2 separate regions of the Homo sapiens genome follow, and region 2 is linked to region 1. Evidence: read pairs that join two places in POLR2A ChIA-PET (ENCODE). Cell type or tissue: PC-3. All regions are shown on one strand.

Evidence for each region. ChIA-PET counts read pairs that join two places held together with the same protein. Peaks named below come from ENCODE experiments on the same cell type or tissue, not always from the same donor. Only the 100,000 strongest peaks of a DNase experiment are listed, where the experiment ranks them.
Region 2: POLR2A ChIA-PET joins it to region 1 with 13 read pairs; 1 of 35 experiments calls an interaction of 5 or more read pairs at or near these places.

Annotation. Positions count from the first base shown.
Region 1 is chr5:108,791,409-108,793,908 of GRCh38, reverse strand. All of the region lies in intron 2 of FER (FER tyrosine kinase), which reads right to left. Among named protein-coding and RNA genes, the nearest start is that of FER, 45 kb to the right of the region's middle. In PC-3, no CTCF peak of the experiment used is centred here; a DNase peak (open chromatin) is centred at 1,478; H3K4me3 peaks cover 932 bases; H3K27ac peaks cover 753 bases.
Region 2 is chr5:109,025,955-109,028,454 of GRCh38, reverse strand. All of the region lies in intron 13 of FER (FER tyrosine kinase), which reads right to left. Among named protein-coding and RNA genes, the nearest start is that of FER, 280 kb to the right of the region's middle. In PC-3, no CTCF peak of the experiment used is centred here; no DNase peak of the experiment used is centred here; H3K27ac peaks cover 506 bases.

The sequences.
Region 1 (2,500 bases):
TAGTTTTCTTTTTGCTTGTTTGTTTATACAATCATGTTAACTTGTCATTAGTTTAAAATACTGGGTTATAAAACAGTATTTGCAAGCTTCATGGTAACCTCAAATCAAAAAAACATACAATGAATACAAAAAAAGTAAAATTAAGTCATACTAACAAAGAAAATTACCTTCCCTAAAAGAAAGACAGGAAGACAGGAAAGGAAAAAGACCATAAAACAACCAGAAAACAAATAGTAAGGATGTAGAAAAGAGAGAATCCTGAAACACTGCTGCTGGTGGGAATGTGTACAACCACTATGGAGAACAGTTTGGAGCTTCCTCAAAAAACTAAAAACTGAGCTACCATATAATCCAGCAATCCCGCTGCTGGGTATATAACCACCCCCCCCGCCCCGCCAAAAAAAAAATAGATATCAGTATACCAAAGAGATATCTGCACTCCTATGTTTTTTGCAGCATTGTTTACAATAGCCAATATTTGGAAGCAACCTAAGTGTCCATCAACAGATGAATGAATAAAGAGATGTGGTACATATACGCAATGGAGTACTATTCAGCCATTAAAAAGAGTGAGATCTTGTTATCTGCAACAACATGGATAGAACTGGTGGTCGTTATGTTAAGTGAAATAAGCCAGACACAGTCATTATATTAAGTGAAATAAGCCAGACACAGAAAGACAATCTTGAGCTCCTGGAGACAAAGAGTAGAAGGATGGTTACAACAGGTTATAAAGGGTAGTGGGAAGCAGGGGGAAAGTTGGGATGGTTAATGGGAACAAAAAATATATACAGAATAAGACCTAGTACCTGATAGCACAACAGGGTGACTATAGTCAATAATAATTTAATTGTACATTATCAAATAACTAAAGCTGTATAATTGAATTGTTTGTGACACAAAGGATAAATGCTTGAGGTGATGGATACCCCATTTACCCTGATGTGATTATTACACACTGCATGTCTGTATCAAAATATTTCATGTACCCTATAAATATATATACCTACTATGTATCCACAAAATTTAAAATATAAACAAAAAATAAGTAATAGTACAGGGTACAAGGTCAATATACAAAATAAATTATATTTATACAATATAGAAAAATAAATTATATTTCTAGATACCATCATTGAACAATCCAAAAATGAAATTAGAAAACAATTCTATTACAAAAGCACCAAAAAAGAATAAAATACTTAGGAATAAATTTTACAAAAAAAAAAAGCAAAACTTGTAAGCTTAAGACACTGTTGAAAGTAATTTTAGGGCCAGGTGCAGTGGCTCACACCTGTAATCCCAGCACTTTGGGAGGCTGAGGCAGGTGGATCACCTGAGGTCAGGAGTTTGGGACCAGCCTGATCAACCTGGAGAAACTCCGTCTCTACTAAAAATACAAAATTAGCCGTGCGTGGTGGCGCATGCCTGTAATCCCAGCTACTCGGAGGCTGAGGCAGGTGAATCACTTAACCAGGAAGTGGAGGTTGCAGTGAGTCAAAATCACGCCCACTGCACTCCAGCCTGGGCAACAAGAGCAAAACTCCGTCTCAAAAAAGAAAGTAATTTTAAAAGAACTAAGTAAATTGAAATATTCATGTTCACAGATCAAAAGATTTAATATTGTTAAGAAAGATTCTCCAATTTGATCTACAAATTTAACACAATCCATATTAATATCTCGGCTAGCTTTTTTATAGAACTTGACAAGCTATCCTAAAATCTATACAGAAAAGTAAGGGAGCCAAAATAACATGAAATAACTTGAAAAGAGGCACGAAGTTGGAAGATTCACACTTTCTGATTTCAAAACCTACTAAAAAGCTACAGTGATCAACACACTATGGTAATGGCATCTGGATAAACATAGAAATCAATGGAATAGACTAGAGGGGCCAAATGCAAATCTTTACATTTATGGTAAAGTGATTTTCTACATGGGTGCCAAGTCCATTCCATTGGAAAAGAAAAGTCTTTTCAACAACTGGTTCTGGGACAACTGGATTTCCACATGCAAAACAATGAAGCAGGATGCCTTCCTTGGACCGCACACAAAACATTAACTGTGAATGGATGACATACCTAAGTATCAGAGCTAAAACTATAAAATTCTCAGAATAAAACATACAAGTAATCTTTGTAACCTTGGCTTAGGCAATGGTTTCTTAGATACAACAACAAAAGCACAAATGACAAAATAAAAACACATTAGTTGGATTTCATCAAAATTTAAAACTTCCATGCTTCAAAGGACACCATCAAGAAAGTGAAAAGACAACCTACAGAATGGGAGAAAATATTTACAAATCATATATATATGTATATATATATATCATATATATGTATATACACATATGTGTGTGTATATATATATGATAAGGAACTTCTGGATGGAGGACATAAAGAATTTTTACAACTCAATAATAAGAAAAACGAACAAAAAAATGGACAAAGGATTTGAATGGACAGTTCTCTAAGAAAAATGTACAAATGTCCAATA
Region 2 (2,500 bases), 230 kb before region 1:
TTTCAAGTTCAGAGATAATGATGCAATCAATTTTAATTAATTGAAACACAATGGGTTATAAATTCTATTTTAAGTTTCAAGTTCTATTCCTAACAGATTTTTTAACTTATGATTTACATACTTTGTTTGAAATTATTTCTATGCAAATGAATTATAGATTGCTCTTCATCTACTGCATTCATTAGATTATAATCTAAAGCTTTGCATTTTGCACATTCACAGTTTTTGTGCCAAAAAATGAAATCACAAAAAGCTTTACAGTTGTAATCAAGTATGTCAATATAACTGGCAGAGTTATGAGTCAATTTTGTATAATCTTTATGTAATCTGTAACCTAAAAAAATAATGACTCAACTTCGGTCTCTATACCACTTATTTCCACTAGATAAATGACAAATATTCCATTTTCCCACAATAACTCTGTTCCAAATTTTCTATAAAATATAAAATCACTTAAAAATAAGGTTTCAACAAAATTGTCATTAATATAGTACTTTTAATGAAAACACTATGTAAATCCCACATCTTTATACAAGTAGATACAGTAATAAGCAAAAGCTATAAAAATAACTGAAAATAAAATCTAATTAGTTTTAAAATGCTAAAACCTAAATCTTAGAATTTTGCCTCACAAATGTAGTCATTTTAAATAAAGTGAACAACTATCAAATAAGCAACGTCTCCTTTGTTCACCTGCTGAAGACAACCAGCAGTCTGCCCAGGCTGCAGGGACTAACTGTGCTTCTTGGTGGACTGCTACAGGGTACAGATGGTCATTATTTATTATGTCAATCAACCGCTGCCAAATCTCTTTGGATGGTTGTGCCATTTCTTCCTAAAGTTATCCCTTTAAAGGGCTTTATGGGGCACAGGGACATATTTGAAATTCGATCTCAAGTAGGTAAGTCAGAGTGATTAGAAGTGTGACTTAAATTAACACTTCCCTTTGATTCACAGTTCTCCAAGAAGAATGCCCACCAAAAGAAAATACTGCTAATAGTAAAGAACAACCTTATTCTATTCCTATATATCTCCCCAACATTCAAAACTGAAATAGAAGTTCTTGCTTCCATGTGACTGAAGTTATATTTTTAATTCAACATTTTCATTTTTAAATCATTGTTTTTGATAAATAATTCTACCTTAAATACAGGCCAATTCACTAATACAGTAATACAATCTATTCCTCAGCAAGAGCCAATGTATTGCAGGTTCAACATGAGGACTTAATTACAAAAAATACTGGAAATACAAGCTTTGTCCAGCCCCTGGTCAAAGGGATAGTGGTAATCATCCAGTGTAATAGTTTGAAAGAAAGAAAGAAAAAAGGCAAAATTTAAATCAGAATTAAAAAAAAATATTATCTCACTACAAAGATTTAATACCTGTAGCAGATGAATTTCTAAACATATTGACAACATGGTATTTTGGAGCTAATGCACAAAGACCAACATATAATCCTTAGAAAGAATAATTAGCCGGGTGTGGTGGCTCACGCCTGTAATCCCAGCACTTTGGGAGGCCGAGGTGGGCAGTTCACAAGGTCAGGAATTTGAGACCAGCCTGGCCAACATGGTAAAACCCCGTTTCTACTAAAAATACAAAAAAATTAGCCACGCATGGTGGCGGGCGCCTGTAATCCCAGCTACTCGGGAGGCTGAGACAGGAGAATTCCTTGAACCCGGGAGGCGGAAGTTGCAGTGAGCCAAGATTGGGCCACTGTACTCCAGCTCAGGCAACAACAACAACAACAAAAAAGAAAGAATAATTAACAAAATGTCACAATACATAAGATGATTCTCAGAGATTTTTCTACTACTCATACTGAGAAATATTTGCTATCTCTATTTTTCTTTTATATACAATTTTTCAGTCAGCCTGCTTCATTATCTCCCTAGCTGGCTCAGCACATTTATTCCACTCAAAGTCTCAGCCATAGAACCTTTTTATAATCCAAGAATTATTCAGAATTTGATCAGCTTTGTCATTAAAGTTATCAGGGTTGCTTTAGAGGAAAAAAAAAAACTTATTGAAAAGTATGCAAAGTAGTTGCCCATCTGGAATCTATCTGAGAAGCTTTTAGTAACCGAGTATTTGTTTAAATGTTCTATAAATTCATTCTAAATAATCCAAAAGTACTTTCTTCCCAAATGGTTCTTATTTAGGAAACACACACATTATTACCTTAGAAAATATTTCATTATATTTGCAAGCTACATAAAATAGTTCTTGTATGTGTATAATTTATTTTATCCTATCATTCTAGAAAGGATTTTAATTGGTTCTTATTTTTAATGTATGTCTATGTAATTTCCCTACTTATAAAATAAACTTGTTTATTATAGGATAGTATTAACTGAACAAAAGGCTGTATAATTTTCTGTACACATATGAATATTTTCTAACTCATTTTCATTCATCTCAACTTTAGAATGTCTCATTTTTCTTGACTAAAAAACTCTCAGAGCCAACAGTTATGCCCTCCAAAGGAAGCAATGCA